Regions from separate parts of the Mus musculus genome. Here regions 2, 3, 4 and 5 are each linked to region 1. Evidence: chromatin loops called from intact Hi-C (ENCODE). Cell type or tissue: heart. All regions are shown on one strand. Each heading gives the region's core, and the rest is flanking DNA. Links, peaks and the distances in the headings are about the cores only.

Evidence for each region. Hi-C counts contacts between places; a loop is a spot of excess contacts. Peaks named below come from ENCODE experiments on the same cell type or tissue, not always from the same donor. Only the 100,000 strongest peaks of a DNase experiment are listed, where the experiment ranks them.
Region 2: a loop joins it to region 1, with 3 times the contacts of the local background. A loop is called at or near these places in 30 of 42 quality-filtered maps.
Region 3: it touches region 1 in a loop (7-fold over the local background); 31 of 42 quality-filtered maps call a loop at or near these places.
Region 4: a loop joins it to region 1, with 2.9 times the contacts of the local background. A loop is called at or near these places in 3 of 42 quality-filtered maps.
Region 5: it touches region 1 in a loop (5-fold over the local background); 25 of 42 quality-filtered maps call a loop at or near these places.

What each region holds. Positions count from the first base shown.
Region 1 is chr15:97,847,285-97,853,127 of GRCm38, reverse strand. It overlaps Gm33690 (a long non-coding RNA gene), which reads right to left and starts at 5,653. Exons shown (of 2, transcript XR_384427.4): 1 at 5,476-5,653. In heart, for the core only: CTCF peaks have their summits at 2,452 (motif pointing right), 3,267 (motif pointing right) and 3,810; DNase peaks (open chromatin) are centred at 2,517 and 3,317; H3K4me3 peaks cover 653 bases; H3K27ac peaks cover 1,337 bases.
Region 2 is chr15:97,787,844-97,793,686 of GRCm38, reverse strand. It overlaps Slc48a1 (solute carrier family 48 (heme transporter), member 1), which reads right to left. Exons shown (of 3, transcript NM_026353.4): 2 at 3,617-3,784; 3 at 995-3,100. The coding sequence ends at 2,964. Hdac7 (histone deacetylase 7) reads left to right here. Exons shown (of 25, transcript NM_001378971.1): 25 at 1-1,006. Among named protein-coding and RNA genes, the nearest start is that of Slc48a1, 6.4 kb to the right of the region's middle. In heart, for the core only: a CTCF peak has its summit at 3,417 (motif pointing right); DNase peaks (open chromatin) are centred at 2,375, 3,536, 3,676, 4,626 and 3 weaker places; H3K27ac peaks cover 428 bases.
Region 3 is chr15:97,714,486-97,720,328 of GRCm38, reverse strand. It overlaps Endou (endonuclease, polyU-specific), which reads left to right. Exons shown (of 10, transcript NM_001168693.1): 4 at 69-209; 5 at 644-815; 6 at 1,369-1,568; 7 at 5,720-5,833. Among named protein-coding and RNA genes, the nearest start is that of Rpap3, 12 kb to the right of the region's middle. In heart, for the core only: a CTCF peak has its summit at 2,308 (motif pointing left); DNase peaks (open chromatin) are centred at 608 and 2,168; H3K27ac peaks cover 1,103 bases.
Region 4 is chr15:97,665,036-97,670,878 of GRCm38, reverse strand. No RefSeq gene overlaps it. Among named protein-coding and RNA genes, the nearest start is that of Rpap3, 38 kb to the left of the region's middle. In heart, for the core only: a CTCF peak has its summit at 3,315 (motif pointing left); a DNase peak (open chromatin) is centred at 4,298; H3K27ac peaks cover 543 bases.
Region 5 is chr15:97,780,591-97,786,433 of GRCm38, reverse strand. Slc48a1 (solute carrier family 48 (heme transporter), member 1) reads right to left here and starts at 2,069. Exons shown (of 3, transcript NM_026353.4): 1 at 1,818-2,069. The coding sequence starts at 1,953. In heart, for the core only: CTCF peaks have their summits at 2,172 (motif pointing left) and 3,458 (motif pointing right); DNase peaks (open chromatin) are centred at 2,093, 3,583 and 3,933; H3K4me3 peaks cover 2,781 bases; H3K27ac peaks cover 2,443 bases.

The sequences.
Region 1 (5,843 bases), core at 831-4,830:
CCATTACAATGAGCACATATTTGATAGGGAGCCGGGAAAGACGGAACACACAATAGAGAGAAGGGAGAAAAGGCTAAGCCGAGAGGTGTGGGCACTGTGGAGAGAGGTGGAACTGGAGATGTGGTGGTGGTGAGGAACGGGCAGAAATGAGAAGCTGTGGTAAGGTCCTGCTGCTGTCAAAGGCCATGTCTGGGTCCATGGTGCTACTGCAGCAGCTGGGGTCTCTAATGATGTCCATGGTCCATGCTGCCACTGAGGGCCATGTGGATGTCAGTGGGCTGGGCTGACCATGCCTGAGACCATGGTGATGAATGGAGGCTATACTTATACCAGGAGCCAAGCTGATCTCAGTAGCCTATGCTGCTGCCTGAGGCTATGGTGATATCCTGGCCTGGGATGCTGCAGGCTGTGTCTGGGTCCATGGTCCTGCTGCAGGTGGGGTCTATGTCAATATCTGTAGCCTGAGTTATCACCAAAGGACATGCGAATATCTGAGTTCTGAGATGCCATCGGAGACCATGTGGACATCTGAGGGCCATGCTGCCACAGGGGGCATACTGATCTGAGTGTCCTATGGTGCCACCTGAAGCCATGGTGACATCCAGGCCCATGCTGCCACAAGGGGGCCATGTCTGGGTCTGTGGTCTTATCCAGCCAGGCCCTTGTTACCACCAAAGGTCATACAGATGTCACTGGTCTGGACTACTTCCTGAAGCCATGTTGATGTTCAAGCCCTGTGCTGAACTGGCCCTGCCCTCACCAACAACCATACTTAGGAGAATTGGCCTCGCCCCTCACTGCTGTGACACCTGGGAGAGTGTCCCCACTCCTTGCCTGGACAAAGCGGGAGAGCTAGCCCTGGTGGTGTGGGTGCAGGAGAGCTGGTGGGCTGACCCAACTTAGCTTCCACCCAGGCCCAGATCTGGGTCTCTGAGTTGGCTCACCCCACCATCTACCCCATCTATGAACTGCTGGAGTGTGTGAAGGGTCTAGTCCTGAAGACCCAAAGCTGTAGCATCTCCATGACACAGGGCAACTACAGGATATCCAAGAGGAGTTACAGTGAAGAGCCGGGATTGATAGTGTAGCAGAAGCCAGAGGGCTTGAGCCAGACCTGACTCATTGCAATGAACATTTGAAGTAAATCCGTCTGGGGCAAAAGGGTGTACTGTGTGATACACTGGAACACACTACAACTTCCACAGTGAGATTTTGTTGTTGTTTGCTTGTTTGTTCTGTCTTTGTTTTCTTTTGGGGGTTAGATTGCAAGGGTAGAGGGCAGATATGAAGGGATGGGGAAATGAGTGCGATCAGAATGTATGATGTGCAGTTCACAAAGAATCAGAGCTAAAAAGTTAAAAAAAAAAAACAACAAGAAACTCACAAAAGAAGAAAGAAAGGAAGAGAGAAAGAAAGAGAGAAAGAAAGAAAGAAAGAAAGAAAGAAAGAAAGAAAGAAAGGAAGGAAGGAAGGAAGGAAGGAAGGAAGAAAGAAAGAAAAGAAAAGAAAACCAAAGGACAGCAATGGTTATGTGGAGAGACCCTGTCTCAAAACCACAAAAAATAAACAAACAAAAGGGCGTTTCTACTAGACATTTCAGGAAAAAAAAAAAGAGTCTCATAACTGTGGAAAAAAAAAAACGAAATGAGCATTCAACTCTTTAACTGGATAAACCATGGCTCTCAGAGTTACCAGTGCTCAGTGGCCTCAGAGCTACCATGAGGGATAATGTCCTTTGGGCAGGGATGGTCATCCCAAGCCGTCTTCCCTAGTGCTATATTTTTGGAGACAGAGTCTTACCATACAGCACAGGCTGACCTGGAACTTACTATTGAGCACAGACTAATTTCAAACTCAATCCTCCTGGTAGTGTGAGGGAGGAGATGTTGTGGGCGAGGCTCGCTACTCCAGATAACAGCTCCGAGTCTCCTGTATCTGCACTTGTCATATACTGGGGAGTGTTTTGAATGGGGATCAGGAGAAGCATACCCTAAAATGTACTTTGAGGGCCATAGAGGACTTCTCCATACTGGAGAGAGGTCTCAAGAAGTAGCTTGAGACAGAGGGAGAAGCTGCGCTGGGAAACATCCCATTGGCCTAATGCCTCTCAAGGAGAGCCTGGAGTTGGGCTGGCCTTTGGATGATATCCAGTTGAGGAAGATGGATTTTTTCCACTTTTACATCAAAGAGCCGTTAGATACAGGCTGTCCCCAGAATTAGGGGTGACCTTGACATGTCCTTGACATATACCAAGGGCTGGTAGGAGTGAAAGATATTTCTTTACATTTTATCTACCCTGGAGAGACCTTTTTCAGAGGACTGTTCAAACTTGAGGAGAAGGTAAAATTATCCCAGTAGCTTCCTTGTGGATCTGGGAAGGCAGACATCCCCCTTCACAGGGTCCTTTGAGGCTCTCCCAGAAGAGAAATCTGAGCTGGAGCTCCACCACTAGGGGGAGTTACTACCCTACAGCAACGGCCCCCCAAGGTCCTTTTGCTGAAAGCACCTGATGGTGTTCCCCTCCCCTTACCCCAGAACATTGGACACCTCAAACCAGGGCCTCCTAAGGTCAAGATCTTGTATTTGTGGCCTCTACCACCTACTTGTGCCGAGAGTGAGCTAAGCCTCAGGCTGCCCATAAGGCTGATTGTGTGTTCTTTCCAAAGTTTCTAAGCACAGACTCACAAACAGACCATTTGAGACACTAGCAGTGGAAACCACAGTAACAGTTAAAGGAGGAGACTACTACACCCAGTCCTGAGGTTGTTACATGATGCTTCTGAGCCTTAGTTTCTTCTTCTATAAATGGTAGCAGTAACAGTAGCCACCTTGAAGGGTTACTGTTGCTACAAGTGTGTTAAAATTCATCACAAGGGCTCAGTGGTTAAGAGCACTGATTGCTGTCCTGAATTCAATTCTCAGCAACCACATGGTGACTCACAATCATCAGTGATGGGATCCAATGCCCTCTTCTGGTGTGTCTGAAGACAGCTACAGTGTACTCATATACATAAAATAAATAAATCTTAAAAGAAATTCATCACAGTAGCTGGCACATAGCCATCGACCATAAAGGCCTGCCAGCATCATTGCTGAGCTGCAGGGTGACCAAATAAATATGCCCTAAGATAGATGGCATTGTTCCCATGCTCTGATCACTGATTCTTGGAGGCTTGATTGTCCCCAAATGATGTCTTAGGCCTCTTCTTCAGATCTCTGCCTCTTGCTAGGGGCTTCTGTTCCCTAAATATCAGCAGCTAAAGAAAGTGTCATTCAAACATCTGGCCACCAGAGGGCGTGTGAGCCACTTAATAAGCCAAATTGGACCCAACCAAACCAGACTGTGGGCAGCTGGGAGTGGAATCCAAATTGAGACACAGAGGACTATGGTTACTGCTGTCACCAGCTTCTTCCATCTCAGTCCTTTCTTCTCCAACTTCATCCCCACAAAACAATAAATGACGGAAAAGAACAGACAGCAGCAACCGCTCCCCACCTCCTGACGTCATGGCGCGTGGGTCACACCCACCCCGGAGGTTGACGGTAGTACGCGCTCAGAGAAAGAAGACGCTGCACAAGTTTAAAGAATCCGATCTGATCTGATGGCTTTGGTTGTGCCACGTTTTCCCCGCTCACGTATCCCAGCATGCAGTGTAAATCCCACCTCATCTCTCCAGGGTCCTTGTGTTCCTGCACCAGATGTTAAAAGTGATCAGGCCAATGCTGTATCCAACAGGTTCCAGTTCTCTACTTGTGCGTGTTGGAGCCTGCGGCCCAGCAGTTCTCAGATGCTCAGCCAGAGGACTCTCTCGCCTCACAAAGAGAAGGAACCCTGAGAACTTTTGCTTTTGTAAATTATATCTAGCTGCTAGGTGTGATGGTAGACAGCTGTAGTCCCAGCACGCAGGAGATGGAAGCAGAAGGATCAAGAGTTCAAGGCCAGCCTAAGCTACATTGAGAGTCTGAGGTCAGCCTGAGTTACATGAGACACTGTCTAAAAAAAAAAAGAAAAAAAAAAGAAAAAATGGCAATATTTATGATATTAGAAATCAATACAGGGATTTAAAGTAAATACTATTACCTTTCTAAATATAACAAAATGAATCTATCTGACATTAATTTAAACGATTGTTATTAAAAGGACCATTCTTTGGAGCAACACTAGTTTAATGACAAAGAATACTGTTTTCCAAAGCGCTTTAATGTTGGACATAACAGAAGCCAGTTAAACTCTTTATCAGCTTCTGCACTCAGCCTGGTGTGACATCCCAAGTAGTCATAGAAGCAGCTTGGAGGGAGGGGAGGCACTATATCATTAGGAATAGGAATGAAAAAGTAAATACTGTCTTGGTAGTGTTATTATGAAAGGAACTGAAAACGGTTGCTATTGCAGAGTCTCCAAGACCCACAGGGGCCCCGAGGCTACCCCTTGGGGCCTATGCTGTATGCTTTCTGCACACTGCCCCCCCCCCAAGAAACCCCCTGGTCCTTTACCCTTATAGTTTCCTAAGACAAGTTCCATTTGCTCCTTAAATCTCCATCTCAGACTTCATGGTTTTCCCAGCTCCCCTCCTGACTTTTGCCACCCTGCACCCCTGCCCCACCTCACCTGCCCACTTTGGGTAAACATCACACTTTCACTGTGCCATAGAAGGAAGGGCAGCATGCATTTCGAGTTTGTTTACCAGACTGGGACAAAGTAGGGCTTCCATAGATCCAGCCGAACATGTGGATGGATGAACATGACGCAGTGGACTGCCCACCTCTGTGAGCATTGCAAAGACCTTTTTTTCCCACAGTAAACATCGAGTTTTAAAAGTTTTGGTGTCACAGGTCTGTAATTCCAGTGCTCCAGCGGCAGGGGCAGGAAGATTCCAGGGGCCAGGATAGCTGGAGCTTTGTATCAAGAGACTTTCTCAAAACCAACCAACCAACCAACCAACCAACCAACCAACCAACCAACCAATCAACAAACCCTTTGCTGGGGAAATGAAATGGAAATGTTTATGCAAATGTCAATCCTTTCCTTGAACTTGGGAGAGGTGGAGAGTTAAATCCATGTGGCTTCAAATCCAACATGCCCACTACCTCTTCAGAAAGCCTCTGCTGTATCTCCTGTCTTCTCTATCTGGCCAGATGGGTGTTTGAACCATCCGGTATCCAAATATTCCTATCAAGCTGACAGTTTGTATTAGGCTGCTCAAGTCCCTTGGCGCCTCATTTTGTCCTCCAGTAGTCTCTCTCTCTCTTTCTCTCTCTCTCTCTCTCTCTTAAATTTGTTGATATTTTGTCTGCATGTGTCTATGTGCACCGCACACATGCCAGGTGCTCAGAGGAGTCAAAAGAGGGCATTGTGACTGGAGTTACAAATGACTGTGAGCTACCATGTGGGTCCCAGGAATCAAACATGGTTTCTCTGCAAGAACAAGTGTTCTTCACCTCTAAGCTAGTTCTCCAGCCCCATCTCGTACTTACAATACTCTCCTGGTCTTTACTCTTCCAACTTAGGTAGGTGTTGAAGGAGATAGAGTTGAGGCTAACTCTCCTGCAGGTCAGCCTTTGTGTGCATTAGTTGGGAACTCTTTGGTTCCGTGTAAAAGACAGCACGGCTCATGAGGGAGGGGTGGAGAAGGAGGCTGTTTGGACAGATTAGATCCTCTGCATGCATGTGGGGAGCTTGTCAATGACTCAGGGCCCATCTATTACGCCCCAAGTCTTATATAGACCTAGAGGATACCTGTAGAATTAGACCAGATCTGAACCCAGGGTCAGAATCCAGGCTTATTGGATCCAGGACACTCAAGAAGGGAAAGTCAAGTATTCAATTCCAAGCTGAAAATCTG
Region 2 (5,843 bases), core at 1,551-5,550, 60 kb after region 1:
CAGATCGCGCTTCAAATGTGGCTCTCCTCGTCTCTGATGTCAGCCCTGGTCCTGGGTCTTCAGAGATCCTCTGGGCAGGTAGTCAGGTCCAGAGCACAGCCTACCCTGACGGCTATCCCAAGGAACTTGAGAAGACCATGGGATCTGGGTAGGGGACCAGGGAGGACTCTGGGAGGAAGCAGGTTGGGCACTAGGGCACAGCTGGGCTCTTCCAGAACAGATTAGGCCGTCTGGTGTCCACACCCCTAGCTGTGGTCTCCATCCCTCCCTCAGGACTGCACAGAGGGGGACTGGCTCAACTGGGCCACCCATAACCACTATTCTTAACTTGGCCTCGGCCAGGGTGGCCTTTCTCAGGTTCTGAAGGGCTAGGAGCTGGAGGAGCCAAGGGTCCCCTATTCCTGAGTACAGGAGAGTTTCCTCTCTCCTGTTTCCTCAAATGCCTTTCTGGTAGCTCTGGGCTCTGAGAGCCATTCTGAGCTGCTCTCTCCCTGTGAGTAGTAGTCACCTGCAAGTCTCCCATCAGTCACTGTCTCGCCAGAGGCCACCCTATGTGGACCATCTCAGTGCCCCGGTGCAGCAGACAGGTGCTCTCTGAGTCCTGTGTCTCCTAACCCAACGGTGCCAAACCTTCATCTCCCTTCAAAAGCACAACACAATCCCAGGGATGCCTGGTCACTGTCCCCAGTATGAGCCTTCTGTTTCTGGGGTCCCTCCCACCCCTCAGCTCTGGCTGCTGCCCCACATAGGACTAGCTTGGCTGAGGGGAACAAGATGGGAGAGTAGACAGACATGGGGGAGGGGAGGCCACCCCAGAAGTCTTCGAGGCTTTTGAGGTTTAGGTCTGGGACCAAGAAAGAGTATTTGTGTGTATGTGTGTGTATGAGTGCGTGCAAGAGGGTATATGTGTGTGTGTCTTCCCACAACCCCACCGTACCTTGTCTATGTATGCATGTTTTTGTAAAAAAGAAAAAAGTGAAAAAAAAAAACAAACTTCTGAACAATATATGTTTTATTTGCTTTAAAGTCCTTGGGAGAACGCCTCCTGGATGTTGGTGGGACATCGTCAGTGGAGTGGGTGTGCACCCAGCATCCTGTGATGGGCTGGGGAAAGGGGACAAGTCTGGACCTAACTCAGACCCTCTAGTCCCTTGTCCTTCCTTGGCTAATACATGCAGGAAGAAACCACTCCAAATACATGCTCACCAACCCAGGTGAAAAGGGAGATGGCCCCAGGCTGAGCCCTGCACATTGGGCCCTGTGGGATTCGGGAATAAGATCTCAGGTTCAGGTTGCTAAGACACCGCAAAAGGTTGTGACGCAGGCACGCCTGGCTTAAGCCAGGCCTAGCCGGGAGGTCAGTAGTCTTTACCTCCTCTATCAGTAGGAGCGTCTACCAGCAGAAGGCTCTAGAAGTGACACTGTTCCTTATCCTTCCCTGCTCTAAAGTCCCATGGTGTTTTTACACTGTAAAGGCCAGGGTGAGGCAAACACAGGCCAGGACAAGTGTACCCAGCGTGAGAGAGGTGCTAGCTCCTGCCTTTCTGCTTCTGAATCCACACATCCTGGTCAACTTGGAGCCCCAAGTAGTCTGGCTGGGGTAGAAAAAGAAAGATTCCCTTTCCCATCTACCTTGGCTTAGGGTGGGGAGATGGAATCTGCAGGGATGTTGAGTCTGTGGGCATCCTAACCCTGGCTGGGACAGAACTGGGAGAGCAAAGGAGATCTCAGCTGGTGGTCTCCCCATAGGGGACCAGAGATGAGGAATACCGTCTAGTAGCCCCAAACTTAGGGAGATGATCAGACAGCTAGAGCCCCCATCTTGCCCACTCTTGTCCCCTCTCAAAACCGCCCACCCCCCCAAAGAAACACCCTGAGGCTGGTTAAAATGGCCGCTGTATTTCTGCTTAAGTGCCCATAACACAGGTAAGGCAGAGAGCTGGGGGCAGTGCCCAAGTGGAAGAGTAGACGTGCAAAGTGACAACCCATCAGAGAAGGTTACAGAGAAGAGTAGCAGCCCCTGCCCTCCCTCTCCGCTTAGGTAAGGCCTTGGGCCCATGTCCACTCAGAAGAGTTCCTTCAGGAGAGAGAGAAGGTGAAAGGTCAGAGTTAGGATCTGGTGCAGGGAGGAGGTCCTCACGGTCAGGGTGGTCTTGTGCAGTGAGGGGCAAGGTTGGAGACTCAGTACAGATGGAGAGCTCCCACTTGCCCCCACCAGGTTGCCCCCGATCCCAAAGCCCTTCTAAGTGCAGGGGTGTGTTTCCTGTGGTCCTCAAGTCTAGCCTCATCCGAGGAGTCCTGCTCTGGTGTGTGTGGTCATGTGTGCATATGCGACACATGGGAATGGTTGGCTGGCGCTAGCACCCTCATGGGAAACAAACTCTGGATGGGAAGGTAGGACGGACGGACGCTGGATTCTGTCCAACTGTGCTGCTTAGGGAAGGAGCCAATTGTCAATTCCCTAAGGACCGGTGAGTTTGGCTACCCGACACTTCAGGGTAACAGGGTGGGGAACAGGGGATGGAGATCTGTACTAAAGATTCCTCTCTTGACCAGACCTTTGATGCCTCCCCCACACACAGCTTCAATGAAGTCTGGGGTAGCAAGGAAGCCTGTCCCAGCCCCTGTCACTAGCCATAGTTCCAATCCTACCCATTGAATTCATTGTCGTGGCCCTACTTACAGAGATCCCTCAGAGGGCTAAGAAAATAGATCTATTTGGAAAGGTCTAAGCTGCCCTCTAGCTGGGCTAACGGGCAGATTGGGCAGATTGGCAGTATCCCTTTAACAGCTCTATATCTTCCCCAAAAGGGGACCAGACAGATTTCTGAGAAACTGAACGGGCCCATATACTCTGCCATGGTTCTGGAGTTCCCCAGGGGTTGGGGTGAGCTCCCTTGCTGACTCGGAAGCTGAGTCCAGATCCCGAGGGCCCCCAGGCTGTGGTGACCTCATTCCCTGGGTTAGAAATCACTAAGGATGCTGATGTCCGCAAAGTCAGCCCGGTAGCGGTGGGCGTAGAGGCTAAGTAGGAAGGCCCACTTGAAGGAAATGAAGCTCCAGACACAGGAGAGGTAGTAGCTGTTCGGGTCTTTGAGACCTGCAGGGAAAAGAGCCAGACGGTAACTTGAGAGATCTGCCCACAGCATCACAGCTAGGAGCCCCTTCTTCCCACTCCATATCCTTCCAGCCTCCTGACCTCTGAAATCAGTGCTATCAAAGAATCAATAGAGGTGGGCATGTGATGCAGGTTTAGAGTAACAAACACTGCATGTTTGGTTACAAAGCTGGGATCGTGAAAGGAGGTCAGAGATGGCCAGCAGGTCTGTACCCATCCCCTGCTTCTGTGGCACACGCCCTTCCAACCTACATCACGGATACAAGGATCAGCCTCTGCTAGTTCTTATCACCACCACCAGGGGGCGCTGCCCGCCCGATGCTAGGCAGAGATTAAAGGACCCCCAGCAACTCCTACCGGACTCGAACCCTCCTACCCCTGAGGAGATGGGGGCTCTCATTCTCCCTATTTCAACAATAAGGAGCCCGGGCAGTGGGGAAAGGGTCAAGCAAGCCATCCAGGCCCTCTCCCGTCCTCCTTTCCCTGGACGGTCCTCACTCTGATGCTGGGTGATGGCCAATGCCAGGAAGGTGCAGAAGGCGGAAACGGAGACTGCCGAGAAGAGAGCACCCACGAAGAAGAAGCCGCGCAGCCCTCTGAGCCAGGTCCTCCAGTAATCCTGCATGTACATCACGTGAGTCACCAAGACCCACAGTGCCAGGACACCTGCGGGGACAGACTCAGTCAGCAGCACCCAGGCACCTGCCTGCCTGCCAGGTCACCTGGCATCTAGCCCAGTGGTGCCTACCTAGGAGGGCCCTTGAGGTCCACTAGGCCAGATCTACCTGCACGATCACACCAGGACTGCACGATGGCTCTCATGACTGTGATATCTGTGAGATGTGACGTCACCACCACACCTATCTCGAAAATACTGTTAGCCTGGTGGCAGTGGCACACACCTTTAATCCCAGCACTCGGGAGGCAGAGGCAGGTGGATCTCTGGATTCAAGGCTAGCCTGGTCTACAGAGCAAGTTCTAGGACAGCCAAGACTACACAGAGAAACCCTGTCTCCAAAACCAAAACCAAAACCAACCAAACAAACAAAACTATCTTAAATATATCTTCTAAATGCTTAAAAGGGTGTCAGTTTTAGTTTCTAATACGCATATGTCCATAGATAGAATTCTCCCTAAACAGGATTTGTTTGGAGTTTTACTCTGAGAACTTTATATATAGACTTCCTGATGCCTATCTGAAGCCATTGAAGTGATGAAGAAGGCCTTCTCCCACGCTCTTCCTCTGCCTGGTCCCAGGGACCACACCCTCCAGGCCCTGGAGCCTGCAGCTGAGCTCTTGGGCACCAGGGCTCTTCTCAACTCTGCACCAGTCTTGGGGGAAAAAAAAAAAAGGGAAGCCCTGTCATGAGGCGCCCAGGGCCACCCACCACTCAAGTGGCCTACTTGCTTTGGCTGAAGCCTACTACCTTTCTTCCAGTGTGTGGCAAAGGGCAGCCTAACCTCCCAGACCCTTCTGGGCATGCCCTCTGGGCCTGTGGGCACCTCTCCTAGCATGCCAGCTGCTCTCAGTCCATAACAATAGAATCCAATGCAACCCTCCGTGCCAGGCAGTGCCTGCTGGTGCAGTTCAAAGAACAAACAAATGCCAACTCCATTGGCAAGGCCTTGGAGCAGGGCCGTGGGGCCAAGCAAAGGAAGACGGAGGGAAGAGAGCCGGCCAGCTGTAAGCTCTCAAGACAGACGTGGGTTGTGGGCTGGCCCTGCAGGCTCCTGCATCCAGAAGCAGGGAGCTTTTTCAAATCATCAGATGCATACAGCAGAAGTGCTGTGACCTTTCAGAGGGACAGAGGGAAGCAAAGGGACCCTCTGACGGCCCCCGAGCGTCTTATTCCTTAGGCTGGGAAATGAGCGCAGTCTTTGGTGATTGAATGTTTCTGCTCCTGACATGCCAAAGATGTTTTAAACTTCTTTTAGGTTAGGAGGCCCGGGGTGCAGCAGGTGGCAAATGACCAGCTTAATTGTCGCAATGGGGCAAAAACAAAGCAGGGATAATAGAAACCAGGAAACCTAGGGCCAAGGCACTGCTTTGTCCTTGGAGCTGCCAATTGTAAAACAGAGCAAGCCCTGAGGTCCTTGGCCGGCTGGATAAGCACCTACCTACCTACGCTGCTTTCCCTACCTGCTCGCCCAAGAACATTCCCCACCCCCCACCATCACCATCCCTTCAGTTCAGCCCAAACTGGCCCTCAACCTTCCTCCGAGGAATGGGTTCGCATCACCCCGGAGCTCTGGGTGGAGAAAAACAAACATGCCTCCATCTATCTTGGCAGAAAGCCGCAGCAGGCCAGAGGAAGCCAGAACCCTAATCCTTGCTTTACCCTCCATGATCTGGATTTTATTCCAGCAACCTCCACAGAAGTCTTCCCTGCCCCTCACGTTTTCACCTGCAGGGAGTTGGTTGGGTGCTTAGGATCCTTAGGGGTGCTGATGATTGAACCCAGGGCTCTGTGCGCATGCACGGGGCTGGCTGGCTTTACCCGTAAGCTCCACCCCCGAGTACGTGGGCTTTTGTTATTGAGCATTTCATTGCAGGGATAGTCCAGTTCCTTCAGAGACTTGTCCAATCGCCTCACACAAGAGGTGCAACAGCCGAGTTCTAAGATCCTTTCCCACTTGAGGATTCTGGAGTCCAGCTTAGGAGGGGAAGGTGGTCAGAGCAGTTCCTCTGTGGCTAAGCAGTTTCCGGGTTAGAAAACGCTAAACT
Region 3 (5,843 bases), core at 576-4,575, 130 kb after region 1:
GGTAGAAGGGCTGGTCTTCAGGCTTCTAGCAGGTTGCCAGGGACCCAACCCCCTCTCTGTCCTCTTAGACCTCTACTCCGCACCGAGCTCCTGCCAGGGCCGCTGCCGGGAAGCCTACGACAAGCACCACCCTTGCCACTGTAATGACCGCTGCCCAGAGTTTGGAAACTGCTGTGAGGATTTTGACAGTCTGTGTGGTGGTGATCATGGTCAGTCTGCTCCGTCAGCCTAGCCCCAGACACGCGGGAAAGGTCTAGAGTTCTCTCAGTGTAGTCCTTGGACCGGCAGCAGCAGCTGAGAATTCTTAGGAGAGGATGGTCCAGACCTACTGCTCAGAAACTCTGGACTAGGCTAGCCAATCGGATAAGCCCTCCAGGCGATTGTGATGCCTGCCTCGGTTTGGGAGCCTTGGTGCAGAAGGGTGATATGGACATTCTGGGCACATCATGGCTGGGGCACGTGCTGGCCTTAGGGGTCTTTTACCGTCCCGCCCTCTAACTACAAAATACTGGGCGGTGTTCCGCATCACTAGAGTAAGCTTCCAGAAGGGGCCAAGAGGGGGACAAGGGGGACTCTACTGATCTTTAGACAGTTGGTGCTCTGCCTCTCTCTAGTTCTCATGCCACCTCCCAATTCCTCTCAGAGGGTTTCTCCCACAGCAGCGATGCCGTCACTAAGGAGGAGCTTGAGAGCATCTCCGAGACCATCTACAGGGTAGATACCAACAAAGCCCAGAAGGAAGACATTGTGCTCAACAGTCAGAACCGGATCTCCCCATCAGAGACGGGGAACCAAGTGGATCGAAGCCCAGAGCCGTGAGTGCCCCTCACCCTGTCTCTCCTTCACCCTCACTTCCTTTGACGCCTTGGCTCTTTGTTCCTCAAGTCAGGCAAATGCACAGGGAGACGATGTCCCTCTGACATGGACAACTGGTGTCCAGAAACAAAGAAATCACCTTGAGCTTAGGTGGCTGTATAGCCAGGTTCCTGGGGCTGGCCTTCCAAGAGGTGAGATGGAAGGAAACAGACCTCAGAGTTGGCTGTCAAAAGTAACTCAGTCCGGGGATGGTGATGCACTCCTTTAATCCCTGCACTTGGGTAACCAAGGCAAATGGATCTCTATGAATTCCAGACCAGCCTGGTCTACGAAGTAAATTCCAGGACAACCAGGGCTACATAGAAAAACCCTAACTCAAAACCCCAAACCAAACTAAACCACAAAAACAACACCCAACTCCCCAAAACACCTCAAGTTGCCCCTAGCTCCTGAAGCCATCTCTGTGTCCTGCCCCTGGTCTTTCTGGAAGATTGGAGGAGAGTTTCAAGTGCACATTCAGGTCTTTCAATGGGTCTCCATCCACTTACCCAGGCTCTTCACTTACGTCAACGAGAAGCTGTTCTCCAAGCCTACCTATGCAGCCTTTATCAACTTACTCAACAATTACCAGCGGGCCACAGGCCACGGGGAGCATTTCAGTGCCCAGCAACTGGAGGAGCAGGGTGTCTTCCTCAGGGAGGTCATGAAGACGGCTGTCATGAAGGAACTCTATAGCTTTCTCCATCACCAAAGTGAGTGAGTCTTCTCTGCTGCTCAAAGCTGTGGGGTAAGGTGTCTCCAGGAGAAACAGACGCCGCTGAGGTCTCTGTGGGAGTGGGGGTGGGGTGGGTCAGGGTGTGAGAGCAAGCAATGGGGACTAGTAACATCCAGAAACGGCCACAGACAAGCCACTGAGATCAGGGCCCTAGCAGGAGCAGAGTGGCCTTCTGGCTTGCCTATAGTATGTATCCCATCTTTTGACTGGATGTCACATATCTTGTGAGTTGTCTACCTTCTGAAGGGGCTGAGGGTCCCCATCCCCAGCTCTTCTCCTACTCTGGGCATTTTTCAGTCACCTCACCAATCCCAGAGTCACGTTAGAAGCCATGGTTTTGGGTCCCCGCCACCTCCTTCTGGGCAGTAACAGGGAACCAGCCAAGGCTCAGAGAGCCTGTCTCTTGGTAAGAGGTCTGGCTGGACCACCTCAGATACAGATTCATGCAAATCAGACCAAAAAAGGTTTTGGCTTTGGAACTTCTTGGCTCTGGGTTCTGTTTGTTAGTGTGCTCCAGATTCCTTTCCTGAACTCTGGCAAGCTGGATTCTGTCTCAGACGCGGATCAGTATGGGTCTCCGTGGCTGGCCCTGGGGACTGCATGCAGGCAAACCTGTCTGCAACCTTAGACAACAACAGTTACTAACTGTTGTTAGAGGTGAACCGCGGGAGGGATTCTTTAAGATACACGCAATCCTGGGATGCCCCCTGGTGCCTGCTTTGCAGTAAACACACAAGAGACAGGCATGCCGGTGTTTCTCAACCTTCGGAACGCTGCTGCCCTTAAATACGTTCCTTATGTTGTGTCAACCCCCAACCATAAAATTATTTTCCTTGCTACTTCATAACAGTAATTTTACTACTGTTATGAATCATAATGTAAACATGTTTTTAGAGATGATGTTTGCCAAAGAGGTAAGGTTGAGAACCACTGGGCTAAGTAAGCCCTTGGTTCTTAGTAAGAGAACCGGAAGTCTAGCCAGGCCGAAAGTCCTAAGAGAACAAGGGACCGGAAGCCGTTTTCCAATACTTAGCTCAGGCTTCGCAGCACTCATCCCCTCTCCCTCACCCTGGATCTGCTGTTCTGTTATGTTTACGAAGGCTCCGATGGCTCAAGCCAGCATATCTTTAGAGCTTGAGATATTTGAATATGGCTGAAAATAACTCAGGTCAGACAGACTTGGCTTGAGTTCTGTTACCACCTGTGTGATTGTGGTGTTATAGTGTCAAGGAGCCTCCCAAAGTCCACGTTATTAGAAACGTAATCTCAGCCAGGTGGAGGTGGTGGTGGTAGCAGCGGTGCACGCCTTTAATTCCAGCACTCGGGAGGCAGAGGCAGGCGGATCTCTGTGAGCTCTGAGCCAGCCTCGTCTACAATGCGAGTTCCAGGACAGCTAAGGCTCCACAGAGAAACCTTGTCTTGGACTCCCACCAAACAAACAAACAAACAAACAAATCCCATAGTCTCTAGTGCCCTGTGTATTAATGGTAACTAGAGGTGAGAACTTTGGGAGCTGACTCAACTTCAGATTCATGGATTATCATTTATTATAGACTCCACCTCTCTTTAGTATACCGGCTTCGCCTGGCCCTTCTCAGATGCCAGCACTCGATATTTGATTTCCTAAAGTCCAGAATGTGAGTTAACCAAACGGCTACTCAATATAAATCATGTGGTGGCAGGGATGTGGTTTGGCGGTACATGGCAGACCTGCGCAGTTTGGATGTCACCTCTCCCAGTCTTATCTGTGACAGGAGGTCTTTGAGGACTGATGCTTGCGGAGCATCAAAGAGGAAGCCCAGCAAGTACTAATAAGGGTAGCTATTCGGTCTGTGAAGCCGGTCTGTTATCATGTCTACTCAGGCTTGTTTCCCGTCAGCGTTCTAAGTCCTTGAAAGGAGAGAATATTCCTGGTATCTGTTTTTGGATCCTCCACATAATTCTGGAAGTCCCTGATTTAAAACTTCAGCTCTGACCTTCCCCCTTGGGGCCCAGTGGCCCTCTCAACAACTCCACTCAGCTATCTGTTATTTGCATAACACGGTGTAAAGAGAAGGAACTCACTGTTCCCACCTCTTCCCCAGACCTGCTCCTCCCTTGGTCTTCTCATCTCAGAAACATTGCCATAATCCATCAGCTCTCATGCCTGAAGCCTAGGAGTTAGGGTGTGTGTGTATGTGTATGTCTGTGAGTGTGTGTCTGTGTGTATGTATATATGTGTGTTTATTATGTGTATATGTGTGTTAATATGTGTGTGTGTATATATGTGTGTTTATTATGTGTATATCTATGTATATATCTATGTGTATGTGTGTATGCGTATGTTTATTATGTATGTATGTATACATGTATGTATGTATGTGTATATGTATGTCTATGTGTCTATAGTTGCCCCCTCCCCCCAAAAAACCCTTCATGTCTATTGTCTTGTCCATTCATGTCACATCCACTGTCTTAGATTTCTGTTGCTGTGGTAAACGCCATCGCCAAAGACAACTTGGAAAGGAAAGCATTTATTTCATCTGACACGTCCAGCCCAATGCTGAGCAAAGTCAAGGAGGAAACTGGAGGCAGAATTTTGCTAAAAACAAAACAAAACAACAACAACAACAAAACACACACACACAAACCCAAAAAACAACCATGGAGGGCCACTGTGTCCTGGCTTGTTCCATATGCTCTTTTAGAGACCCCAGGATCACCTGCCCAGGGACAGCACTGCCCACAGTGGGCAATCATCAGTTAAGAAAATGCCTTCAGGCCAATCTGACAGGCACTATCTAGGTTGAGGTTCCCTCTTCTCAGATGACTCTAGCTTGTGTCAAGTTGATCAAAAACCAACCAGGCCATTGTCTACCACAGAGAACCTGCCATGATGTAAGAGTTCCATCTTCGAAGCCATATTCTGTGGGGTCAAGTGCAGTGGCTAACAGTGTGTGTCCTCTTGCATGAGTTTTGTGACTTTTGTCCACCTCAGTTTCTGCATCTCCAAGTTCAGGCTGACAAGTATCATTAGTTATGTGAAGATTCAGTGTTGCTACAGATTCACTTGGTACACTACTGTGCATACAGCTAGTGTGAATGTGGCTAGTGTGAATGCGGCTGGTGTGAATGTGGCCAGTGTGAATGCAGCCCATGTGAATACAGCTAGTGTAAATGCACCTAGTGTGAACGCAGCTAGTGTGAATGCGACTAGTGTGGATATAGCTAGTGTGAATATGACTAGTGTGAATTCAGCTAGTGTGAATGCAGCTAGTGTGAACGTGGCTAGTGTGAATACAGCTAGTGTGAACGCGGCTAGTGTGAATACAGCTAGTGTGAACGCGGCTAGTGTGAATACAGCTAGTGTGAACGCGGCTAGTGTGAATATAGCTAGTGTGAATGCAGCTAGTGCTCCATAGAGCTGTGTTGTTGGTGTATTGTTGCTAGAGTAATATCTCTGGAGTAGATCTGGCCTTACTGCTGTGGCTTGAAGGATCTGGGTGCTGCTTCCTTCTCTGACTTGACTTTCTCCCCTCCTGCTCACTGTCTCCTGGAAATGTCTCCTCGGATTTCTGAGTAGAGAAATCCTTATCCTGCAGGTATCTGGTCACTAACAGCCCCCCTTCCTGGCCCAGCTCCAACTCCTTTGCCTTGGGAGGTAGGGGTAGGCAGAGCTCTGTGAGTTCAAGGCCTGTCTGTTTTACATATCTCATTCCAGAACACACAGGGCTTCTTAATGAGACCCCATCTAAAACAACAACAAAAACCCAAACCCTAAAACACACAGGTTTGACTCCCATCTCCTCCTCACGTTGTTATAGGGTAGATTTTGTACTAATCTGAGACATTAGTTATTATTTTTGTTTATTATTCATGTCTTCCCATGAAAAGCAAGCTGTAGAGACAGACCCTGTATGTGTGTGTGTGTGTGTGTGTGTGTGTGTGTGTGCGCGCGCACGTGCGCGCGTGCGCACGTGCTCATGTGCACACATGCATACTCCTCAGCCCATTGACCATGTATAATGAGTGCCTGGCCATACCTGCTGAACCCCTGTCTCTCTTGATGCTCTGGAACAGGTATCCTTCCTTGCTTCCCAGGACCTGACCCACCTCCTTCCTGAAGAGTTCTCTGTTTTCTTTCCACAGACCGTTACAGCTCAGAACAAGAGTTTGTGGACGATTTGAAGAACATGTGGTTTGGGCTGTACTCGAGAGGCAATGATGAAGGGGACTCGAGTGGCTTTGAACATGTCTTCTCTGGTAGGCTTCT
Region 4 (5,843 bases), core at 835-4,834, 180 kb after region 1:
AGACTGCGGGAGGCTAGTGATGGTTCATTTCAACTTCCAACATGAAATCTAGAGTCATCTGGGAGATGGGCCAGCCTCTGAGCATGCCCCAGGGAGATTATCTTGGTTGCATTATTTGAGCCAGGAAGCTCCACCCACTGTCGGTTGCACCATTCCCAGCCTGGGCTCCTGGACTGCGGACATGGAGAAAGACCCATTGTCTTCTTTCTCAGATGTTTCTTCTGTCAAAGTCTTTTTTTATTAGGAAAGTAACTAGGATCCTGGGGAACTGTCGTGGGCTAGGCTGGATTGAAGACTGTCCAGAGGCCCTGATGATAGGACGTGGGCATCCTGCCATCAGCCAATCCAGGGTTGTGCCATGCAAGGCACACTATGGATGGATGCTAGGGCCTGGGGCGGGCAAGGACAGTAATCCAGGAACTGGCACTTGGCATTTTCCTCACGTGTGTGTATGTGACTGAATGTTGCAGACACTGAGGTGTGAAATGCTTTGTTTGCCATCCCATAATGTACCTTGCCAAAGTGGAATTTGGGATATTTTGAGCACCCTATAATTCTACCATCTGACATTCTTCACCCTCTGTTTGAGGAATAAAAGAACTGTACCGTTAATAAACTTGCTGGCCTGGGTCTTCAGCCCCTCAGCCCTCCTGACCCCAGCTTTTGACTCTTTCCCTTTGTTATCTCTTTATTTTCCATCCTGCCCCTCCCCCTCGGGACTTGCTCAGAGCCACAGTGTGGCTGGTCCAGGTTCCTGGGCATGGAGAAGTTCTCACACATTTTGGTGAGCGAGGCCGCATTCAGGTTGTAGGGTGTGCTGGCTGCTTTTATGTCAGCTCGACACAGCCCAGAGTCATCAGAGAGGAGGGAGCCTCAGCTGAGAAAATGGCTCCATGGGATCCAGCTGTAGGGCATTTTCTCAATTGGTGATCAATGGGAGAGGGCCCAGTCCACTGTAGCTGGGGAAACCCCTGGGCTGAGGGGTCCTGGGTTCTATCAGAAAGCAGGCTGAGCAAGCCATGAGGAGCAAGCCAGTAAGCAGCACCCTCCATGGCCTCTGCATCAGTCCCTGCCTCCAGGTTCCTGCCCTGTGTGAGCTTGTGTCCTGGCTTCCCTTGATGATGGCCAACTATGAGAACGTGTGAGCGGAATAAACTCTTTCCTCCCCTGCTCCCTTTAGAAGCCCTAACTAAGACAAGCTAATACCAGCATAGTGGGGTTTTGCTGCGGCAGACCTGCTTTTGGAAGGACTGTAGAAGTCTCCTTTGGGAGGGGGTTTTATGATCCTGTTCTGGATTTTAGGGTCCGTCTCTGGAGCTGATGGTCTTATCACCTAATTTCTGGGACTTACAGTTTGTTCCTGGAGCTGGTGCCTTACGGCCTTTTTTTTTTTTTTTCAAAATCAGGCCTGGTCTTTAAATGTAGAGGCTTTAAGTGCATGGATTGAATGCTTATATCCACCTCAGATCTGTACATTAAAACCCCAGAGCCTCAGTGTGTAGCATTTGGAGATGGAGCCTCTGGGAGATGGATGATCTGTCACAAGGCTAGATTGATGAGACTAGTGCTCTTAGGACAGGAGAAGAGGAGAGGAGAGGAGAGGAGAGGGGAGGGGAGGGGAGGGGAGGGGAGGGGAGAGGAGGAGAGGGGAGAAGAGGGGAGGGGAGAGGAGGGGAGAGGAGAGGAGAGGAGAGAGGAGAGGAGAGGAGAGGAGAGGAGAGGAGAGGGGAGGAGGGGAGAGGAGGGAAGAGGAGAGGAGAGGAGAGGAGAGGAGGGGAGAGGGGAGGAGGGGAGGGGAGGGGAGAGGAGAGGAGAGGGGAGAGGAGGGGAGGGGAGAGGAGAGAGGAGAGTGGAGGGGAGGAGGGGAGAGGAGAGGAGAGGAGAGGAGGGGAGAGGAGAGGAGGGGAGAGGAGAGGAGGGGAGAGGAGGGGAGAGGGGAGGGGAGGGGAGGGGAGGGGAGGGGAGGGCAGGGGGAGGGGAGGGGAGGGGAGGAGAGGAGAGGAGAGGAGAGGGCTTCCTCTTCCTCTCTTGAGCTTACCCTCTCCCTCTACACTGCGGGAATGCAGCAAGATGGTTGCCTGCAGTCAGAGGGACCTGCATCAGGCATGGGGTCACAGCATCTGGGACCAGAGGAGAGGGACCCTGTAGTCTCCCCTCCCCCAGCCTGAAACCTGCTTGCTCGGGGGTGGAGCTTCCTGCTCAATCTTTCTGCCACGCCCACCGCTGGAACCTGCCGCTTTGCTACTGGACCCCGAGATTATTTGGCGGGAATTGGGCCCCCTTCCCCTGCTTCATAACTGCGTGCAGAACAGTAAAATTGAGCTTTGATCAGAATGCCTGTCTAAGCTGCATTTCTTTCTCTCGCCGCCTAGCCCCTCTTCTCTTCCAGGTTTCCAAAATGCCTTTCCAGGCTAGAACCCAGGTTGTGATCTACTGGCCAGACACAACAGGACCCTCACCAGGCACCAGATTGGAGCATTAGTGACCAATAGGACCTTCACCAGGCACGGGGTCACAGCATCTATGACCAGAGGGACCTTCACCAATCACGGGGCCCATGGTAGTATCAGTGACCAGATGGACCTTCCCCAAGCACCGCGTCTACAGTATCACGATCTTTTCTTTTCAGCCCCCAGAACAGAATGCTTGCTTCTAAGCCGCTTAATTGTTTATTATTTTTAAAGCAAACCTGAGCAAAGGCGAGTGGGGACTAGGAAGAATCTGCTCTCTGTGTGGTTATGAGGTTATGCAGAAAGTGGCTTCCACAGGGCAGTGCTTAGTTAGATATTCACGAAACAAGAGAACAATGAAGGAATCCAAATGCCGTGGAATGGGGTCTCCAGACGGAGAGCCTTTGAACGTGCACAAAGCCCTTGCCTGAACATTAAAGACCTTTTCTCATTGTTAAGGAGTATTAGTTCAATTCTCTTGTATAAGATCATGTTCAGAGAGCCACTCCTCTCAAACGTGTTTTGAACACTGAGTGAGAAAGAACACGATTTGCATTTCTGTTTCTCGGTAGAGCTCTCTTTTGTGGGTCACACCACTTCAAATGGACTTAATCATAACGTGTTATTGCTCCAACCGTGTGTTAGTCACTGGACCCGGAGCTTTGCATATAATGTTTAAACTCAGAAAATAAGAGGAGAACAGGTTGTCCTGGGGGTCATGCAGAGGCTACCACGATTTAGACGTCTATGTTCTTTCTTCTGTTTCACTCGGTGACAAAAGCTGACCTTGAGAACACAAAGACACAACAGCTAGAGTTTCCCAGGCTGGCTGTTGGCGTTCTGTTGGCATTACTGCCACCTGCTGGCCATTCAGAAAATAGCAGCACATTTTGTCCACATTTGTTAGCAACCATGAAAGTGAATTTAATTTCTTAGTAAGATGGACTGCTGAATTTGTAAGTCTTTAGTGTGTTGCATTAGTCAGAATGAATACACACACACACACACATGTGCGCGTGTGTGCGTGTGCATGTGCACGCACATGCATGTATATACATATATGTATATTGGAGTCCTGGAGGATCTGAAGAGCTGCTGGCTTTCAGTCTGTGTTGAGAACCTAAAGAAGTTGGATTGAATGCCAGCAGCAACAAGATAGATGAGCTTGCCCAGGAGAGCAAAGTTTCCTTCTTCTGTGTCCTTTATGCAGGCTGCCACCAGAATTGTAGCTCAGATTCAGGGTGGGCCTTTCTGCTTCAAATAATCTGATTAAGAAAATTCCTCATGGGCTGGAGAGATGGCTCAGCAGTTAAGAGCGCTGACTGCTCTTCCTAAGATCCTGAGTTCAAGTCCCAGCAACCACATGGTGGCTCACAACCATCTGTAATGAGATCTGACTCCCTCTTCTGGAGTGTCTGAAGGCAGCTACAGTGTACTTACATATAAATAAATAAATAAATAAATAAATAAATAAATAAATAAATATTAAAAAAAAAAAAAGAAGAAAATTCCTCACAAGAATGCCGGTAGCCTGGGTTTTGGCTGATTCTAGGTACAGTCAAGTTGACAAACAAGATTAGTATCAGATATAAATAGTAAAAATTAGGATATGACTTTTGAATGTGTTATTCAGAAAAAGGACAAAGTGAGTCCCGGGTAGGGTGGGGTGGGGGTGGACATTGGGGGCTGTGACAGAAACAGCTCGTTCTCTCATTTACACAAGAGGCATCTCACAGAGGCTGCATCCGTGTACATCCATCACGATGGTGGTACAGCTAACATCCGTGCCAGCCATGATGGCGGTACAGCTAAAAAGCCAGCACACAGAGAGGGCTGTGGGACTCACCCTGCCCTTGGGCCATAGGCAGGTCAGACAGAGAAGCTGAGTTCCTGGTGCCTTGCCCAGACAGGCGCACAGCTCGAGGCTCACGACCAGTGTCCAGTCGTGGCTAGGCTGGCACGCTGTCTGCCCACCCCAAAGTAGATGTGTATCAGGTCTTTCCAGAGACTTGGAGGGTGTTTTGAAGAAGCAAACCCCCAATATATTTCAGTACATACCTCCACCCCAACCCCCGGTTTAAAATAAACATCATAGTGGACTTTGAAAAGGAAGAAATATCCTGAAAATACAGGTGGGAAGGAGCCGGTGAAAAGGCTCCTTTTTAACGGCGCTGAAGGTGGTGCGGTTGGACAGTGGCTAAATGTCTCTGGTGACTGTCGGGCTGTTAATATGCTGGAGGGCAGTGATGGCACAAGCCTTTAATCCCAGCACTTGGGAGGCTGAGGCCGAGGAAATTCCACGTCCTTAACAATGGGAGAATCTTGAAAAGACAAAGCCCTGAAAGAGAAAGAAGGCAGGAAGTGGGTCTGACGTGCGCCAACCGAGTTTCGGGTTTTGTTTTGTTTCTTTTTTCTTTTTCGAGGCAGTGCGTACGGGAAATTTTATTTTGCCCTTACGTACACACTCTATCACGTTTCAACCTCAAAACCCCGGATAATAACCCTAACACCTCAGTCCCAAGGCTCAAAGCGGACATGGCCAAGTCAGCTCCACCTGTACAATACATGCGTGGAACCCATGTATTCCACATCGTCTCTCAGAGCGTGATTTGTCACTGCACGTCGAGGCACCAGGAGAAAGCTATCACGAATTAACTTTTCAGCACACTAACTGTTAATCAGAGAATTTGTTACAGGTCAATGAAACTAATTGACAACGACCCAAACTCAGGACTAAGGTTTTCATACTATAGTGATAGACACTGGGATTTAATTACACTCTCCTTTACATGTGCTATTATGAAACCAAAGAGTCTTAATTTCGTTAATTAAATTACACTTCATAGATCTGGTGATGATTTGAGTAAATCCAGAACTGCGCCCTTTAAACAGCTGCACTGTTAGCTTCTGGCCAGGAGGTGGCGCTGTGCTTTTCATTTAAGCCCATCGTGACGTTTCAAGCTGGTTGGTTTACCCCATAAACTCTTAAGTACATAGGTGGTACATTGTGAACTTCATCACACGACTGTCCATTGACATTACCCTACATTAAAACGTTAGAAAAAGTGAGTTATAGTAATGGGGTCATATACATTCATAAAAGGGATCTAATGAACACAACATGGTACTCGATGGTTGGGCACCAAAATAGAAACTTAAAAAGACACCACTGCTTAAAACCACAACGCTCACAAAACCAAAACTGCGTCGAAAGAATTATGTTTTGACTGGATCCAGAGTTCTTGACTGACAGCCTTCCTTTTCAATGCTGGGGGGAAAAATGTCAGCGCCACCCTTTGCACCGCGGTGGCTAATGAGAAAAAGCTCTTGCTGGTCCCCTATGGGTGATCCTAGGAGCTTTCTTGCAATGCACACAATTGGTGTTTCTAGTTT
Region 5 (5,843 bases), core at 234-4,233, 66 kb after region 1:
CAGAGATCCACCTGCCTCAGCCTCCCTTGAGTATCATTCCCTCCTAGCGATAAGCAGCCAGACACAGCTTGGGAGAGTGGACAGTAGCACTCAGCACTGCACGTCCAGAGGGGAGTCTCAGTCAGCGGCATCTCCTGCCAGCAGGCACTGCCATGCCTCACATGGCTCCCTCCACTGGCCTGACTCTGAACCAAGTCAGCTGACCCCAGCAAAGCTTTTCCTCCCTCCAGCATCCAGAGAGCTTATCTCAAGCCTCAGCATCCAGCCCTGGGCCAAGGCAGTGCCTTCCAAACCTGGCAGCAGCAGGGCCAATAGGAAGTGTGGAGGAGGGCAGTAGAGGGGAAAGGCTCTGTGCACAAGTAGGCTTGGGTGCTGGCTATTCCAGAAAGGTCAGGAGTCCACAGGTGCCCCCCACCCCCCAACCCATACAGGGCTCGAGAACTCCCAGCCAGAGCATCAAACCCAACCTTCATGGTGCCCCCAGTCTCTTGCTTGGCACGCCTTAGGTTTAGGAGACGTGCATGCCCTCTGATAAGGCAGAAACCCCACCTCCGGCCCTCTCTCTCTCTCAGAACGGCACTTGGTGCATTCAGAGGCCATGAGTGAATTTGTTTTGGTTTTTTGAGACAGGATTTCTCTGTGTAGCCTAGGCTATCCCAGAACCCACTCTGTAAACTAGGCTGCCCTTGAACTCAGAAATCCGTCTGCCTCTGCCTCCCGAGTGCTGGGATTAAAGGCATGCACCACTGCTGCCCAGCATAAATTAATTCTTTCGAGTTACTCCATTTTTAGATCTTTGGCCAAGGATTTTAGCCATGGAATAAATGTTGTATCTTAAAACGTTTTCCTTACACATACTTTCGCCATACATATTACTTCATGTGGCTGTCGTACTGTTGGGTTAGTTTCCTCCATAGGGCTTTTAATGCCTTTAGCATGCCAACCTGAATCCTTCTGAGTTCTAGGGATGGAAATCGGGTCGGCCAGGCTAAGGCTGAGCCATCTTGGGGGCACATCGTGTGGCTGTTGAAACCCTGGACACATTATTTATTTACCGTAAGCCTCGATTGATTTTTTTCTAACTGTAAAATGGGCACAAATAATGTTACTTCAGAGGACTACTATTAGGATTAGATGACATAAGGAGAGTAGATTTGTTTAGCCCAGCAAAAAAATATTAAATGATGATAATACGTGTAAATAATATATTTGGCCTTCACACAAGAGAGGCTAAACGGCGTGACCCAAAATTACACATTAGAGAGCACGGCTGGGCCTTCGCCACCTCCTCGTCCCTCAGGGATTAGCAGATTCCCACTGGTTCCGACCAGAGCAGATGGACACAGGTGTAAAGGGAATGTCCAGTGACACCGGGTCCACAGTACAGTCCTGGTCTCGGCAGAGGGCCTCTGGGGCTGGAAGGGGGCTGGCTGATGGGTTTCCCCACGAACCCCACTTATTATAAGAGATGCGGTAATCCCGCACAGTGTGCGTGTTGAGGGAGCGAGGGTGGCCAGGAGATGGGCGCGCAGAGGACGCTCTAGTGGACACGGGGTGGAGGGTAGATTCACAGGGTGCGGGGGACGCAACAGCCCTGGAGCCGCAGAGCTGTGCGAACCACAGGGGCGGGCTGTGGGCACCCTAGGTCCCGCCACGTTCATAAGGCGCCAGGTCCCAGAGGCCCGGGCACTGCCCAGGAACCCGGGCCTGCGCTGTCTCCAGTCTCTCTGGAGTAAACAACGCTCCCACCCCCGGGCAGCGCCACCGCAGCCGCCGCGCGCAGCCCGCCCCGATCACCCCGCGTCCCCCGGGGATACCTGCGAGACCCCCCATCGCCGCAGTCCCCGGTTGTCGGTAGACCACCGTCCAGACGAAGAAGATGGAGAAGCCGGCTACCGAGCTGAAGCCGGAGTAGGCGGCGCGGAGGCCGAGCTGCAGCCGGGACGGGGCCATGGGGCAGCGGAGGAGCAACGCCGCCGAGTCACAGGTGCAGGGCCCGAGCTGGAGCCCAAGCCCCAGCCCCAGCCCGAGCCCGAGCCAGAGCCGCTGCCGCCCGGCGCTCCGCCCCCAGCCCGCCCCCGGTGCCAACGGCACAGCGCCCTCCCCGGCCGGAGGCCGCTCCCGACACCGCCGCTTGGCAAAGGCCGGCGACCCCTGGTGGAAGGGCAGGGTCCTGGCCTCATCCCCAGAACGCCACCTATCTAGCCTTGGCTGGCCTAGAAATACCGTCTTTACCGGAGCCGGCTACAATGATCATTTAAAAATATTTTGTATATGTGAGCACACTGTAGCTGTCTTCAGACACACACCAGAAGAGGGCATCCGATCCCGTTACAGATGGTTGTGAGCCACCATGTGATTGCTGGGTTTGAACTCAGGACCTTTGGAAGAGCAGTCAGTGCTCTTATCCGCTGAGCCACCTCTCCAGCCCCAATGAGCACTTTTTAATTTTTAAAATACTTTTGAATTTTTTTTTGAGACGTGGTGTCTCCACGTAGTCTTGTCGGTCTTGGAATTCCCTATGTAGGCCAGGTTGGCTTGGAACTCATAGAGACCCTTCTGCCTCTACCTCCTGAGTTCTGGGATTAAATTTTGAATGGGAAGTTCAAACTCATTAAAAGGACAAGTTAAGGCTATAGAAACTAGCCAGCTGTGGTGGTGCATGCCTTTACACTGGTAGAGGTGGAGGCAGAGGGAAGCAGATTTCTTTGAGTTCGAGGGAAGCTAGACCCAGTCACAAAAGTCACAAACCAAAACAAACAAGGAAAACCCATAAAACTGCACATGATGGCCCACACGTGGAATCCTGGCAATTGGGAAGTGGCCGAGGCAAGAAAACAGATCTGGGGAGCTAGTTTGATTCCCCAACTTGCCCGAAATTAAATAAGTAAAATAAAACTTGAAAAAAAATCTAAAATAATATAACAACAATTAACATATTCATTCTTTTTACCAGCCAGGTGGTGGTGGTGCTCACCATTAATCCCAGCACTCACTAGGCAGAAGCAGGTGGATCTTGGTGAGTTGGAGCCTAGCCTGGTCTACAGGGGTCAGCCAGGGCTACACAGAGAATCCCGGTCTCAAAAGACCAAAATAAGGGGAAAAAAATCTTTCTATCCATATTTCGAAGCAGTGGGTTTCCTTCCCAAAAGTTATACACACAGCACAAGATTGCTCCACACGTTTGCCACCATTTTAGTTTATTAAATTAAAAAGTGATCGTTGGCCAGGCAGTGGTGCCAAATGCCTTTAATCCCCGCATTTGGGAGGCAGAGAAGGGCGGATTTCTGAGTTCGAGGCCAGCTTGGCCTACAGAGCGAGTTCCAGGACAGCCAGGGCTACACAGAGAAACCCTGTCTCGGAAATTGTAGCTGACTCTGATAAAGACGCATTTCCAGGCCCGCCTAGGATCAGCTAGGTAGATGAGAGTCTGAGGATGAGCCTAGGACCCTACCCTTCCACCAGGGGTCGCCCGCCTTTGCAAAGCCGCTGTGTGGGGAGTGGCTGGCCAAACCCACTCGCCTCTAACACTTTCTTCCTTTCCTTTCCTCAACTCTCATGCCCCAATCCCTTGCAAGCCTTGCAAGCTTGCCCCTGCCTCTGCAGTGCATCCACAGCAGAACCGCCCCGTGTCTCCACCAGCTCAGCTGTCAGTATGGACTGCTGACAGGGAAGGTCAAAGCAAAAGCCGGGCTTCTGCACTCTTCAACCCAGAGTCCTCTGGCCGGGCCACCCGGCGCACCCTTAGACCTCACAGTGTGAATAACTAGCATCCTTTCACTACAGCAACAAGTACCACAATTTTAATACATTTAGAAGCATCGAAGCTTTATAGTCCTTAGGTCAAGGATCCAAATAGAAATGTCACTGCACTGAAAGCAAGAGGACTCCCGGGCTGCCTCCCCAGGGAAGCTGTAGGGAACAGCTGTTTGCAAGTTACTCTGCTTCCCGACTGGCGGAGACTCCTCCCTCCCCCTCCTCCCTCTTTCTTCCACAAGGACCAAAGTAACCCAGGATAAACTCCCAGACTCCAGACGCTTAACTCCCTCACGCAGCCAAACTCATCAAGTAGGGCGCTCACAGCTTGTGATGCGGATATCTTGAAAGCTCTGCCTGATTCACCTTTCTAGAAGACCATCTCCATGAGCAGCAGCGGTCCCAGTTTCGGGGCCGCCAACACCTAGCAGAGTGTGAGGCATCCAAACTCCCTTAGCACACATCTGTTGAGCAGATGACTGTGACTGACTGAAGCGAGCATTAAATACCAATGAAGGGGATTTAGGCACAAGCCGTCTAAGGAGGAATGCTCAATTAATTGCCAAGCACGTGACGCAATTCACATTTATCTTCCTTTAAAAATAATCAGGGGGCGGGGCGGGGAGGGGAGCGTCTTTAAAAATATCCAAATTAATGCCAGTGCCCCTTTCGCTGTTTTCAGATTTGAATGTTTGCTGTGACTGGTTGGTTCGGGTTGTTTGGAATCCTGAGACGAGCTCTCACTGTGTAAGGGAGTCTGGCTTCTAAGATCCTCCAGCCTAGGAGGCTGGAGGATGGCTCAGGGGTTCCAGAAGTCCTGAGTTCAATTCCCAGCAACCACAGGGTGGCTCACAACTATCTGTAATCTGATCCAATGCCCTCTTCTGGTGTGTCAATGTCAGTGTGCTCATATACATAATTAATTAATTAATTAATTAATCAAAAATCCTGCAGCCTGGTCTTCAGAGCACTAGAATTACAGTGTGATCCACTGCACCTGGCTTGGGTACGTTTCTAAAACAAGGGATGATTTTTGATGTACAAATTCATTTCAGCCATCTTCTGGGTGGCGTGTGGAGAAGTGAGAGTCACCCAGAGGAACACAGCCTTGAGGTCCAGAGCCCTGCCATAGATAGCCTCAGGGCTGGCCTGGATGGACAATACCCTAGGAATTAGGAGCAGTACATAAGACAACCCTGGGAGGTGAGGCACGCACAGTGGAATGTTCTAGAAATGATAACAATATTTTTTTTTGTAGCTGGACTGTTGGATTTGAGCTAGAGTGATAGGTGAATCTTGTATATCTGTAGATAGATAGATAGATAGATAGATAGATAGATAGATAGATAGATAGATTCCAGAGGTTATGAGGTCATGAGTTCAATTCCCAGCAACCATAAAGTGGCTCACAACCAGCTATAATTAGATCCAATGCCCTCTTCCAGTGTGTCTGAAGACATACATGCACACATGCACACACAATATGTGTGTGTGCGTGTGCGTGTGCGTGTGTGTGTGCAGGGCCTTGCTGCATCTACCTCCCTCCTCACAGCCTGGAGTAACTGTGTTCTAGAAATATCACCTGACACTAACTACTATGAAGAGGGACTGCCCGGGGAAGACAAGAAGCAGGGAGAACCTGTCCTTCCCTCTTCAGTACAATGGTTACTGCAGCTACAAAATGGAGACAGCCAGCCACTGTGCCCACTTCAAAGACTTCTGAGGAGCAGTTGCTGCTTGGCTGACTTCCTGGCACACCACGAGTTCTCAGTAAAAATCCAGAAAGCGTAATTAGTAGCAGCCAAACCCTGCCCTGGCAAGAGCTGCCTCGGGCAGAGACAGAAAGGAAAGAAGAAACTGATTCTGGAAACGTTTAAATTATTTTAACCTAGAAAGTCAGGTGTTCCGTCATTCCCACGGTGGACGGAAGGGAGCGGGGCAAAGTACTGTGAGCGACCGTCCGAGCGTGTTGAGCAGTTTGTATGGAGATGGGCTTGTGCAAGAAAATAACAAGGGCTGGTTATGTAACAGCAGCCTGGGGCCCAGGCTATACAAAGGGGACAAGTCTAGGCTGAAATGTGTGTGCA